2 separate regions of the Mus musculus genome follow, and region 2 is linked to region 1. The links are chromatin contacts, found by Hi-C or POLR2A ChIA-PET in ENCODE. All regions are on one chromosome and are shown on one strand. The core of a region is the stretch at or near the end of the contact, and the rest is flanking DNA. Distances in the headings are between cores, read along the strand shown.

What was found. Hi-C counts contacts between places; a loop is a spot of excess contacts on that map. ChIA-PET counts read pairs that join two places held with the same protein, here RNA polymerase II (POLR2A).
Region 2: a loop to region 1 is called in a map of gastrocnemius, with 10 times the contacts of the local background. The contact joins the promoter of Tsnax here to the promoter of Egln1 in region 1. A Hi-C loop is called at or near these places in 19 of 37 maps with a recorded cell type or tissue (Patski, T-helper 1 cell, adrenal gland and 4 more). POLR2A ChIA-PET finds 5 or more read pairs at or near these places in 2 of 5 experiments (Patski and embryonic stem cell).

Annotation. Positions count from the first base shown.
Region 1 is chr8:124,947,845-124,955,016 of GRCm38, forward strand. Egln1 (egl-9 family hypoxia-inducible factor 1) reads right to left here and starts at 1,410. Exons shown (of 5, transcript NM_053207.2): 1 at 389-1,410. The coding sequence starts at 1,210. It overlaps Gm46060 (a long non-coding RNA gene), which reads right to left and starts at 381. Exons shown (of 2, transcript XR_001778719.2): 1 at 1-381.
Region 2 is chr8:125,009,089-125,016,260 of GRCm38, forward strand. Tsnax (translin-associated factor X) reads left to right here and starts at 3,953. Exons shown (of 6, transcript NM_016909.3): 1 at 3,953-4,124; 2 at 4,422-4,526; 3 at 6,567-6,681. The coding sequence starts at 4,109.

The sequences.
Region 1 (7,172 bases), core at 160-2,659:
GAGCAGGCCGCCAAGCTTTTCCTGAATACAGGGAGTTTTCCGACCACAGGCTTTTAAATGAACCTTTCTGGGGGCAGCTGACAGAGTCCTAGCTAAACACAGTGTCTGGCTCTCAATCAGAGCCGGGTGCGCGCTAAAAACCGCGGGGCTTTTAACTAGCTCAGGCACACAGGCAAGATAAGATGCATCACCCAGACCCGGTGTAGCTGGTACCCCAACGACCCCCACGAGTGACCAGGGCTCCGGCAGGCTCTGCACTGTGCACTGTGGCAGACAGTACAAGGACAAAAGGAGCCACGCTAAGACAGAGCGCCGGGCCCCGGGTCTGCGGGGGCGGGGGGTGGTCCTCACAGACCCTCCTCCGGTCGCAAGAGCCCCAGCCACTTACTTTCGTTCGGCCGTTTATCCTGTAGTTGCCCAGCTTCCCGCTGCAGTGGCGGATCAGGTCGTCCATGCTGCTCATGAGCAGGCCGATGGTTTCGCAGCCGGGCTCTTTGCCCTCGATCCAGGTGATCTGGTCCCCCCGGATGTCCTTGGAAGAGTCACTCTTCTGGCTGACCAGCTGCCCGTCCGTGAACTTGCCGGTGTCGTGCAGGGCGCGCACCTCATCGCCGATCTGCTGCCCGGTCTCCCTGCCCAGGAAGTCGTCCACCACGCAGATGCCGTGCTTGTTCATGCACGGCACGATGTACTCCAGAGCCAGCTTCAACGCGGGCAACGGCTTGGTCTGCCCGTTGGGCCGCAGCCCTCCACCGGGACTCAGCGCCTCCCCGGGGCCGCCACCCGCTGGGCACAGGCTGGCGCGCTCGGGGCCCGGAGACCGGCTAAGCGGAGGATCCTCGGAGCCGGGCTCTGCTGGGCCGGGGCCGCTCCGGGCCTGCGCCGCGTCCTCCGGGCCCGGTACGCGCGAGGCCGCCGCGCTGTCCCCGCGCCGGGCCGCCCCGCCGGCGCGCGCGGCTCCGGGGGCCCCACCGGGCGGGGGCGCGACGCGGGGCTGCGCCGGCGCGGGCTGCGCGCGGGGGGCCTCGCCGCCCTGGCACACCAGCTTGTGCTTCTTCCAGTCCTGGCGCTGGTGCTCTTTGCAGCAGTAGAAGGAGCTGCGGCAGCGGCCGCAGCGCAGCAGGTTCTCCATCTTCCCGCACAGCTCGCAGTACTGCCGGTCGCGCTCGCTGGCGCTCAGCACGCCGGGCCCGCCGCTGTCACTGGCCATGGCCGCGGCAGGGCGGGCCGCGGGCCGGGAGCGGGGCGGCGGCGGGGCCGTCGGGGCGCCCGCCCGGGGCCGCCGCCCGCTGCGGGAGGCCGCGCGCGCCCTGGCCTCGCCTGCCTTGCCCGGGGCCGCCTAGCGCCGCATCGCGCCGGAGAGAGCGCGGCCTGCGCGGCGCACAGCGCCCTGGGCGGGCGGGCCCAGCCGGCTGCGTCGGGGCGGGCGGGCAGGGCGCGGGCCTGCGGGCGCCACTCGCTCCGCGCGCGCTGCACGTACACCACGGCCCCGGCGACCCGGCGCGCGGGCGGAGAGGGCGGGGGCCGCGCGCACGCGGCGGGCCGGGCCTAGCGGGCGGGCGCGCCGCTTCCTCCGCCCTCCCCTCCTCCTCGCGGCTCCGCCCGGGGCGCGCGTCGCCGGCCTGCGCGCGCGCAGCTCCACCTGCCTGTCCGGGCCCGCCGGCAGCGCTCCGGGGCTGCCTCGGCCACCTCGGTCCCGCGGAGGAGGAAACGGAAGCTCAGACGGCCGCTGGGCCGCTCCAAGCTCCGGGACGGCCGCTGCGCGCTCCCGGTCTGCTGCTCCCCGGAGGCCGCGGAGGGCACAACAAAGGCCCCCCGGGCAGCCTGCTCCGGGACCGGCTCCTGCAGTCGCCGGGCCTGGTTCTGGCTTTGCTTTGTTTTTGCTTTTCTGCGGTCCTTAAACTCTTGAGATTTCTCCCGGTTCCGGTTCGAGACCTCTGGGTTAAGTAAGGTAATCAGGGCTCGGTTCCAGATCCGCATTCAGGCCTGAAGCTCTCAAGAGCATAGTCCGTGAACGAAGCTGCACAGGGAGTTAAAGTCTCACATTAGAATCTGCCAATAGTGTCTGCAGAATTATGAGGATTATTACGGGCTTTCTTTGTTGTCTTGAGACGCAGCCCGGTAGTCCTCGGAAGTAGATTCTCCTACCTCTTCTGGTCAGTGGTAAGGTGATTAGCGTGAGCCCTCTTTGCCAACTCAGTTATCTGCATTTTGTTTGATTTCAGTGTTGTAAATTGAGACGAACACACTAGTTGCTGTTTCTTTGTTTTTATGAAACCTTCAAACCTCATAGAGCTTGGCACGGTGGTAAACGGCTTTAATGCTGGCACTCAGAGGCAGGAAGATCATTGTGAGATTGGGGCCAGCCTGGGCTACAAAGTGAGTTCCAGGATCAAACGCACTTGCACACACAGCTCAGAGAAACAAACCAGAGACTGTCGGTTCCACGTGTGATTTGTAGTAAGTAACTAGTGGGGCCGGGGCAAGGAGAATGACGGGTATATTTGGAGCTGCAGAGAGGGAAGCAAGAGCTGTACAGGTTGAGGACCAACCTGCTCTATGTGGTGGGTTCTGGGACAGCCAGGGCTACGGAGTTCGACATGGTCATACAGCCTCCAAAACAGAAGGACCTCCCTAGGTGCAAACATTTGTCATAATGTACACACACGGTCGTATACTTGAGTGTAGCCATTGGGACAGACAGCCGAGAATTTAAAATTGCTGTTTGGATGCCAGGGGGAACACAGAAACGGGAATTGTTAGCTCTGCCATTTGAATGAAGTTGCAAGCAAACAACTCCGAAATGTAAGAGCGACAACATTTACACGCATACACTTTGAGAATAATCTTGAAGCTGAACATGGTGGTAGCACACGTCTGTAGTGCCAGCTCTTGGGAGATGGAGACTGAGTTCATCTTTGCTTACACAGAGGCCACCCCTGACTACATGAGCTCCTTCCCAGTGCAAAAATACAAAGCCATTTTGATCTGGGGGTGTAGTTCAGGGGTACAGTGCTTGCTTGCTGTATGCAAAGCCCTCAGTTCATTTCCCGGGACCAAAGAAAATATTTTTCTGAAATGCATACATTGAATGCAGGAAGCAGGCTGGGCCTGTGGCTCATTTAGCTCTTTGCTGGAAGCCTAGAGTCCTAACCTTGATCCCCAGGAACCTCCCCCCACAACCTCCCCCCCCACACAAGTAAGTAGATATAAGTAGAATCAGATAGTTCTTCGGCCTCTTTTTTGCTAGAGTACATACACTTTTTTTTTTTTTAACTGTTTGTAAAAGGAACTTGTCTTGGCAGGAAGCAACAAGCAGGGAATTTGTTACAATTCTTTTACATTTACTTGCTTGTACTTATTAAAATTGCCCACATAGTCAAAGGACTCTAATTTTTTTTATTACAGCTTATTGGTTTAGGGTGTATGTGTACATAATGTGGGCATGTACAATCCACAGTGCGTCTGGAGGTCAGAGGACAACAGAGGAAGCTCTCTCCTTTGCTCTCTCCTTCAATCTCGGCTCAGGCTCAAGGTGTCGGTCCCAGGACCTCTCCCTGCCAAGCCGCTGACCCCAACAGTTTCTCTCTCAGGAGGTTAACGTTCAGTTTAGCTCTCTACATGGTTTGTGTGTGTGTGTGTGTTTAACTGTATTTTTTACTGAATTCTACTTAAAGACATCAGACTTAAGATTTTAGTGAACAGAATCAGTCATGGCTCTCATGCGGTCGCACACTGACAACGCTGAAACAGTTCCGAGTTTCAAGTTCCAGGCCAGCCTATCTCAGAAGACAAGTAACCCAGAAATGCCTGGTTACTTTTCTTGTTGCAATTAAGCATATAGAATCACAAACATACAGTTAATAGAAAGTCAAATACAGAAGGCAGGAAAGATGGATCAGTGGTTAAGAGCACTGGTTGTTCTTCCAAAGGACCTAGGTTCAAATCCCAGCACCCATGTGGCAGCTCACAACTATAACTCTAGTTCCAGGGCATCTGAAATTTTCTCACCAATGCATACAAATTATATATATATACAATATATATAAAATACATACACATTTACACACATATATTACACATATATATTTACATATATATAAATAAAATTATATATATATATATACATATATGTGTATATATATTCAAATATAAAGTACTCCTTTCAAATGTTTCCAAAAGTCCACAATTATGGACTTTGTGATTATTGTAGTTTGATAACTTAGGCAGTAATTCTCATCTGGGAGGTCTTGGTTAGCGTGCCACTGACTAAGTTGCTTGGATAAGAATCTGGTCTACCATCACCATGGTAGCTGTCAACATAAAACTGTCTTAATGGTCAGTCTATGAAGTAGGAAGTGGTAGAGGCTCCATTGAACAGAAGGTGAGTGGTATGCTGTGGGAGTTGCTGCTTTTCAGGCAGTGCCTGCCTCCAGCCCGTCAAAAACAACATGGTGAAAACAGACTGAAGATTTCAAGGAAGTGCCACTTTGTCTGCTCCTACATGACAACCTGGACCACAGCTGATTGCTACCTGAGTGGCCACCATTCTTGGCGGGAGCTCCCCTAAGTTAGGAAGCAATGATCTCAGAAGTGTCAAAGGCAGACACCAGGCAGAGAGTGAGGTTCCAGGGGCAATGGTGTGATGGTGGCATGTTCCTGAGGCAGGAGGATTGAAAGTTGAATTCTTGCTTACAGAGTGTGCCTGGGCTACAAAGCAAGTTCAGGGTCAGCCTAGACAAGTTAGTGAGGCCCAAAGTCTCCAAGTAGTAAAGTAAAAACATTGAGCAATGCAGCTAGATAACAGAGAAGGTGTGACATGGGCAAAGTCTCTTTGTAGCCCAGGCTGGCCTCATTCAGGATCCTCCTGCCACACACTGAGTTCCTCAGCCTCCTGCCTAGACACATGCGTGTGCGCGCGCACAAACATATACGCACACAAAAATGACTTGGGGTTTTTTGTTTTGTTTTGTTTGTTTTACGAGACAGGGTTTCTCTGTGTAGCCCTGGTTGTCCTGGAACTCACTCTAGACTAGGCTGGCCTTGAACTCACAAGACTGGCATTCCAAGTACAGAAATCAAGCACTGCTGCCACCACCTAACCTAGTTCAGTTTGCTTTCCTCTTCTTTTATATTTATTTTATTTTTATTTTATGTGTATTGGTGATTTGACTACATGTATGTTTGTATAAGGGTGTCAGATCCCCTGAAACAAGAGTTACAGAGAGCTGCAAGCTGCTCTGTGGTTCCTGGGAATTGAACCCAGGACCTCTGGAAGAGCAGCCAGTGCTCTTAACCGCCGAGCCGTCTCTCCAGCTCTGAGTTCAGTTTCTTAAGATATTGAATGTGTCCTAAATCCTGACAATCACTAAACATTCCTAGCATAGTGTCTTTTCCACCCAAGGGACAGAGTGCCTGATTGTGACGAAGGACCTCCGGCTTCTCCCTGTGACCATTTTGTCTGAATCCGATGCAGAGGGCCAGGATAGCATAGGCATTTCACCAAGATAAACAGGAAGACAGTCTCTGAGTTCTGGGGAACGGGCTGGAAATCAGCCATTTTCTAACTTTGGTTTGGGGACGCACTCATGGGTGTGGCTGGAAGCAGCACCTGCTGTCCATGAAAGGGGATCTGCCAGGCCCACGGTGAGCTTCCTTCCTGCAAGGCTGTCTCTAGTGAAAATAAACCGTCCAGTGAGACTTTATGTCCAGGAAAGTGTACCAGTGACCAAACCTTAATAGATTTGGATTTTAAAGTTGCCAAGAAATAATAATAATAATAAAATTACACTCATTGTTCATTAAAATTTTTCTTTTAAAAAAAACATTTGCCGGGCATGGTGGCGTATGCCTTTAATCCCAGCACTTGGGAGGCAGAGGCAGGCTGATTTCTGAATTCGAGGCCAGCCTGGTCTACAGAGTGAGTTCCAGAACAGCCACAGAGAAATCCTGTCTCAGAGGAAAAAAAAGAAAAGAAAACATTTATTCTGCCAGGCGTGATGGCACACACTTTTAATCCCAACACTCAGGAAGCAGAGGCAGGCGGATCGCTGAGAGTTTGAGGCCAGCCTGGTCTACACCATAGTGAATTGCAGGACAGCCAGGGCTATGTAGAAAGACTTAAAAAATAAAAAAAATAAAGATTGTAAGTGGTGTGTGTGTGTGTATCAAAAAACATCTTGTGGAAGTTGTTTCTCTTGTTCCCATTACATGAGTTCAAGGATCCAACTCAAGTTTTCAGGCTTGGTGGCAAGTGTCTTTAACCACTGAGCCATTTTTGCTAGGCCTTATAAATATTTTTTTTATTTTATTCTTTGAGATAGTGTTGTGTAGCCCAGGCTGGCCTCAGGCTTGCTACATATACACAAGAATCACCTTAAACTTCTTATCCTCCTGCCTCCACCTCCTGTGCTAGGTTATTCAGCACTGAGAATAGTTGTTTTGAGGCAAGAGATCACCGTGTAGCCCAGGTTAGCCCTCACATTTGCAGTGATGTTCCTTCCATGACCTTCAGGGTTCTAGGATCACAAGGGTGTGTTTCCACACCCAAAAGAGGCATTTTGAGGGGTGAGACAACAAGCATACTTCTCTGCTGATAACTGCTTGTCTGCTGCTCATGAATCCTCATAGGAAGAATGCCTAGGGCTGGAGAGATGGCTCAGCAGTTAAGAGCACCAACTGCTCTTCCAGAGGTTCTGAGTTCAATTCCCAGCAACCAATTGGTGGCTCTCAACCATCTGTAATGGGATCTGATGCACTCTTCTGGTGTGTCTGAAGAGAGCAATGGAGATGCACTCATATACGTTAAATAAATAAATCTTTAAAAAAAAACAGAACAAAAAGAATGTCTTTAGGTTTCCTCAGAATACTGGGGTGGCTGGAGGCTGAAGCAGGTGGCAGTGAGCCTTGAGGGCAGCCAGACTGCCTTGCAGGAGAGCTGTTGCTGAGTACGAGTCCCCTCCCGGTTAATCACGGGCCCTCTATTAAGACATCTGGGCATTCCACAGAACGCTGGTCAGTGCTGGCTTCTCTAGCCCTGAAACATTTTGTCACCACAGAGCAGTCTCAGCCTGTGAGTCACAGCCCCTTTTCACAGTCCTATACCAGATCGCTTGCTTATCAGCTCTTGATTCATAACAGTAGCAAAATTACAAAGTAGCAAAGAAAATTAT
Region 2 (7,172 bases), core at 2,703-5,202, 64 kb after region 1:
GTCTGAGCTCCTTGTCTTCTGGACTGAAGATGTAGCATGGGCAACTGTTGCAGTGATCCTCCTGTTTCTGCCTTCCAAATGCTGGGATTCTGGGTATGTGCCACCATGCCTGGCTTGCTCTTTAATGAATAACACAATTGCTGAAACACAACTGACATACCAGAAAATTCCCATAGTGACAACTGGAGAGCCATTAGTAATCTGCAGATTTATGTGACCACCACAGTGAACTTTAGAGCATTTTCACCATGCCAAAAGGAGGCCCGTGCCCTTTGGCTATAACTTCCATGTCTCACAGCCCTGAGTGACCCCCACCAGGTTTGCTTATTGAATTATGCTTGGTCCTTTTGGACTGGCTTCTTCCAATTAGTTCATTTTCCTCCATGGCACAGCATGAAGGACATGTCTTTTAACTGCCAGATGATGGTCCATGACACTTGTGGTGGTTTGAATATTCTTGGTCCAGGGAGTGGCACTATTAGGAGGTGTGGCCTTGTTGGAGGAAGTGTGTTACTGTGGGGGTGGGCTTGGAGACCCTCCTCCTAGCCATGTGGGGGACAGTCTTCTCCTCTTTGCCTTAGGATGAAAATTCTTAGCTCCTCCTGCACCATGCCTGCCTGGATGCTGCCATGCTCTGTCCTTGATGATAACGGACTGAACCCCTGAACCTGTGAGCCAGCCCTAATAAATGTTGTCCTTATAAGAGTTGCCTTGGTCATGGTGTCTCTTCACAGCAATGGAAGTCTAACTGAGACACTTTTCTATCTCCCCACAGTCAGCTGTTTTCTGTGTTCTTGATGACAGATATCCTAGCAAATAGGAAGTGATTATTCCCTTGTTAGGAATAATCCATTCCCATCGCATGGCTTCCCTCTCTTGGATGACGGAAGGAAACCATCACTTTCATCTGCCTCTCAGCACTGTTCAAAAGTTAAGTCTATGAGTTGGTAGGTGCATGCCTGAAACACACTTTGGATCCCTCGAGTACCTTGCAAATGTTATGGTTCAAAGGTCAGGGGTGTGGCTAGTTGGCAGAATGCTATGTTAGCAGGTGTGAAGCCCTTGGCTCAGTCTTCAGAAGAGAAAGAAGTTAAGTGAATAACTCAGCCGGAAGCACAGAGTCAGGCTGCGGGGGGTGGGGGGGGCACATCTGTAATATCAGCACTACAAGAGGCAGCAGGAATATCTGAGCTCAGACTGATCTTACATGGCAAGTTTGGGGCCAGCTTGTGCTACATATCAAGACCCTGCTTAAAACAAAACAAAACAAAACAAAAAAGACAGAATCACCATCATCATCAACAACAACAAAACGAGCTGCCAGTGCTGTTACACTCAAGTCTGTAATCCCAGCATTTAGGAGGTAGAAGTCCTAATGAAAGATCAGTTCAAGGTCTTTCTCAGCTATACAGCGAGTGTGAGACCAGCCTGGGCTGTGTGAGATCCTCCATTTCAAAATGCTAAACTGTTAAACTGAGCAAACCCAACTCCCCAAGCTCCCAACCCCAACCCAAAGCTATCACTCAAGATAATTTACCACAATCCCATCCCCAGTTTATGGAATAGCTATGTGAAGGAGAAGAAATCAGCTCTGAGCCCCTGGTTTGTGATTCCTCCAGCACCTAAAACTAGATATTTGATATATCTCATGTAAAGGATTATACAGAATAGCAGGTACCTCCTAAAGGCTTTGGCTTTGGTCAGAGAGACAGAGACTAGTACAACAGAGGGAGGGGCGTCACTCCAAATTTAAGACCTTTTAGAGGAACCCTCCGCTCCTTGACTTGGGTTGGTAATGATCCTGTAAAAACAAACAAACAAAAAAAAACTGTTTTACCAACACTTTGTGTTTGTGATTGAAACAATAAAACCAGGAGACAAGGAAAGGATTCTGGGAAGGAGTCTCCTTGCAAGGGGCCAGGGAAGCTGAAAGAGGTGTAGCTAGCTGGGAGACTGGGGAGGCCTGGGGTTAAGTACATATGTAAATAAGTGCTGGGAAAATGCCCAGGGGATTCACCTCCATTAAAAACTCCCAAGAGGTCATTATTAAAAGTGATGAAACCCTTGCTCTATGGGAAGCCGTGGAAAAACATGCTCAGGTGGCAGAGCTGTAGCTGAGGCAGGGAGGGGCTGCAGGAGGAAAATGATGAGTCAGGTACTGGGAGAGAAGCCTTGAGAGCTGTTTTGGGAGTTAGAAAGCATACACTTCCAGTGTATGGTAAATTAGTATGAACGGTGAGATGGTCCCAGCTACTGCTGTTCTTGAATCCCGGGGGACATTAGAGTAAGACATTGATATCCTAGGAGGTTTTTTTTTTTTTTTTTTTTTTTTAAAGCATGGTCAGGTCATATTTTGGTTGTTGTTTTTGCTCATGCATGTGTCTCATGCATGCATGTATTGAGTGTGTGTGTGTGAGAGAGAGAGAGAGAGAGAGAGAGAGAGAGTAATAGCAGATATCGTTCCCCAGGTGTTCTTCACCTCTCAGTTTTTAGAGACAGGGTCTCTCACTGGCTCAGAACCTCTAACCTGCTAGCCAGCAAGCCCCAAAGATCTGTATCTCTCCATCTCCTCAGTGATGTTCTATATGGGTTCTCGGTGATACTTGGGTCCTGTATGCCTGCAGGGCAAGTACTTCACCTACTGAGCAATCCCTGTAGCCCCACATCGTCAAAAATAGTGGAATACTGGTTTTGTGTGTCAACTTGACACAAGCTGGAGTTATCACAGAGAAAGGAGCCTCCCTTGAGGAAATGCCTCCATGAGATCCAGCTGTAAGACATTTTCTCAACTAGTGATCAAGGGGGGAGGGCCCAGCCCATTGTGGGTGGTGCCATCCCTGGGCTAGTGGTCCTGGGTTCTATAAGAAAGCAGGCTTAGCAAGTCAGAGGAAGCAAGCCAGTAAGAAACACCCCTCCATGGCCTCTACATCAGCTCCTGCCTCCAAGTTCCTTCCTGTGTGAGTCCCTGTCCTGATTTCCTTTGGCATGAATAACGATGTGGAAGTATAAGCTGAATAAACCCTTTCCTCCCCAACTTATTGGTCATGTTTTGTGCAGGAATACAAACGCTAAGACAACTGGTGAATGTGGGCTCAGAAGTCACAGAAATTCAAGATGGTTATGTGTCCAACATTCATCCATTGTTGTTCCCCCACAGCCTTTTCATGCAGGACTCTGCCCAAACCATCTAGCTTTTTGCTGATTCAATGGTGACAGCTTATGGCCTGATTTTTGAGCTGGGAGACCCTCCTGTGATGCTGTTGTGGCCTTGACTTCACTGGCTAATTCTACGTATATCATTTCCATAAGTGTGTCTGTTCCTAAGTTAACAAGAACAGACTGTGTGACTAAAATGTCTGTAACATGCACATGGCTGAACTTGACTCAAGATGTTGGGCTTTGTTCAATAAGTAATCTTAATTGAGCATGGTCTCTAATGGGCTGCTGGAAGCCTCAAAGGAATGGTACTAGCTAGGTGAGGTAGCATGTGCTCAAACAACAGCCTTAGGGCTTGACAATGTGACCAAACTTTCCATCTATTCCAAAGCTGCTTCTCTTCGAAGACCTTGCGACACTTCCAGGTGCCACGCACCCAGCACATGCCAAGGGCATGCATGGACGCAGGAGGCTGCTCAGAGAGGCGAGGGGACAGGAGGCCGCTGCCCGCGACAGGACTACACAGCTCAGGTAGGCACTCAACGGCTTGCACCACAACCTGGCACACCGGAAGCATGCGCGACTGAGAGAGAGCGCCGGGTAGGCACTTGGACGTGGGAGAAGCCGGGACACAGACCGGAAGTATGTGCAGCACAGGGAGCGCGCCGGGAGCCCGGCCGGAAACGTGCGCTGCTGCAGGAGCGCGCCCGCCCGCATGCCCGCCCAGGCGGTGTGGGACACGGGCCGGAAGTGTGTGCGGCCGAGGGGACTCCGCGGCGGACGCAGCTCCCGGCTGAGGCTGCGTGAAGGATCCGCTTCCGGCGGCCGCCTACTGCGACCAGGGTGGTGTGCGCTGTCACCCACGGGCTCAGCGCGGCGTCCCGCGACGGCCTTTCGCTGAGCTGGCCCGGCGGCTGCGATCCCTGCGCGTGCAAGCCGAGGCCCCGCGGCCATGAACGGCAAAGAAGGTGCGGGGCCGGCGCGTGGAGGGGAGGGGCTGGCAGGGCCTGGCCCCTGTGCTCGGCTGTCACCGTGCCATCCATCGCACGCCCCCAGGGGACCCTGCGGACCGACCCAGAGCGCAGCCGGGTGCCTGGGGTCTCAAGCCGCGTTTTGTGCGACCCCTGCACCAGTGCACGAGTTTGGGGACCTGTGTGTGGCTGGAGAGGTCGAGCCCTGTGGGTACCGGGGGACGAAGGGGATAGCCTGGGCTGTGCTAGCGCGGCATCGCAAGGGCTCCATCCATCTCTTCTTTTCTGCCTAAGGACCAGGAGGGTTCAGGAAGAGGAAGCATGACACCTTCCCACATAACCAAAGGAGAGAGGGGAAGGATGCCAGTTTGTCTTCGCCGGTGATGCTGGCCTTCAAATGTAAGTTTCCATTAGGAGAATTAGAACCATAACCGTAACAATCGTGTCGCCGTAGTGTTCGGGTGTGGGGTCGGTTAGGGAGCCTTTAGTCCATGCCGATGTAAGGCTTAGTTTTCCTGAATGTTTCGTGTTGGTGCTAGGTCTGCCCAGAAAAAAAAAAAATCTGTATTCTAAACATTCCGATATCAGGATAACTTGACCAAGTTAATAGAACAAGAATACCAGTGTACATGTATGTACGAGATTCACTAATAGTTCCTGTTCTATGCAGAGTGCTACCTCAAAATAAGTCTTGCCAGTCTAGTAACCAATCTAACACACTCTAAATATAAATATATGTGCTAGTAAATGGTAAGTGTGAAGATGATGTTACATACAGAACAGTTGGTAAGAATGTGGCAGATATTTCCATATTATTTAACATTTAATGCTTTTTATGTGGGACTTTTTACTGTTTACTAATGTTAATATAGGCCACCATAGTCAAGGGCTTTGGGATATAGATGTTTGCCACTTTGCATTTGCTAAAAGTAACGCAAAGTAAAAACTGCTTCATATTTAGGAAGAAAGAATTAGGTTGCACCTTGTAAAGAGAAGGGTCCCAGCTAATGTGTGGACAGTTTTGTTTTTGTTTTTGTGTTTTTTTCTTTTTTGTTTTTGTTTTTTTTTTCGAGACAAGGTTTCTCTGTGTAGCCCTGGCTGTCCTAGAACTCACTCTGTAGACCAGGCTGACCTCGAACTCAGAAATCCACCTGCCTCTGCCTCCCAAGTGTTGGGATTAAAGACGTGCGCCACTCCCCCCCCTCCCTCTTCCCGGCTAATGTGGACAGTTTTAAAAGAACATAGCACCTACAGTGGTCTTCATGAGTGTGAGGAAACCAGGTAAAATTGACATGGCTGAATACTGAATGAAGCAAGCTGGTCGTTTCCCACATATTTGCTGTTTTCCTGTTTCTTTCTCTCATAGGTGGATAGTTCTTTGAGCTTGGATTTGTTTCTGACTTAGTGCTTTCATTACCAGCCCAGTGGACCATGTTCTCTTTGATACCCAGCTCAAGTGACTCCTTGGACACGATGGTTACTTTCATTCACTTCCCATCTGTATTGTCTGGTTTTGTGTCAACTTGACACAAGCTGGAGTTATCACAGAGAAAGGAGCTTCAGTTGAGGAAATGCCTTCATGAGATCCAGCTATAAGGCATTTTCTCAATTAGTGATCAAGAGGGGAGGGCCCTTGTGGGTGGGACCATCTCTGGGCTGGTAATCTTGGTTCTATAAGAAAGCAGGCTGAGCAAGCCAGGGGAAGCAAGCCAGTTAGTAACATCCCTTCATGGCCTCTGCATCAGCTCCTGCTTCCTGACCTGCTTGAGTTCCAGTTCTGACTTCCTTTGGTGATGAATAGCAGTGTGGAAGTGTAAGCTGAATAAACCCTTTCCTCCCCAACTTGCTTCTTGGTCATGATGTTTGTGCAGGAATAGAAACGCTGACTAAGACACCATCCATTCACTCATGGGATGTTACCTTTCCCTTAGCCCTTTCCTATGTATTTATATCATTGTTATATTTTATTTAATTACTCATTATTTATACCTGTGTCTCTTTGAGGCTAGGAACTCTGTTTCATCCAACTTTGAATTTATTATGTCAGACAAAATCCAGAGGCCATCATCACTATCATCAATGTTATTCCTGAGATAGGGTTGTATTAGCCTATCTGATAGTGTTACTGTGAAGATGATAGTGAGGTAGCTTGTTGTATTTATTTACAAACCAGTGCCACTTTAAAACACTTTACAGATGTTTCTGAAAACTCCCAGGGATTCCAAAGTTCTGTGGTTTTGTGTATCCTGGATAGGATAGTGTGCAGTTACTCTGTTTTGAGAATTAGTGTCCTGACCACTGCGTTCTGCTTGTTAAGCCTTCCATGGAGGGGGGTGACTACATCGTTGGCTGCGTCCGCCTTGTGTCATGTGTTCTTCCTGTCGCTCGGCTGTCCTGAGGAAAGAGTACACATGCTCATGGTATCGTAATGTGTTCTAGCATTTCAGCAGGAGCTGGACGCCAGGCACGACAAATATGAGAGACTCGTGAAGCTAAGCCGGGATATTACTGTGGAGAGTAAGAGGACAATTTTTCTTCTCCATAGGATTACAAGGTGGGTAAACGTTTGATTGGTTGTTTGAAGGCTGCTGCGGTGGCTTAGCGAGTAAAGGAGCTTCTCTCTCACCAAGCGTGGCCGCCTGGGCTTCTCACCAAGCGTGGCCGCCTGGGCTCCTCACCAATCGTGGCTGCCTGGGCTTCTCACCAAGCATGGCCGCCTGGGCTTCTCACCAATCGTGGCCGCCTGGGCTTCTCACCAAGCGTGGCCGCCTGGGCTTCTCACCAAGCGTGGCCGCCTGGGCTTCTCACCAAGCGTGGCCGCCTGGGCTTCTCACCAATCGTGGTTGCCTGGGCTTCTCACCAAGCGTGGCCGCCTGGGCTCCTCACCAATCGTGGCCGCCTGGGCTTCTCACCAAGCGTGGCCGCCTGGGCTTCTCACCAATCGTGGCCGCTTGGGCTTCTCACCAAGCGTGGTTGCCTGGGTTGGGTTTCTGGATAGGGTTAGTAAAAGAGAATGGACTCCTGAAAGCTAGCCTCTTCCCTCCA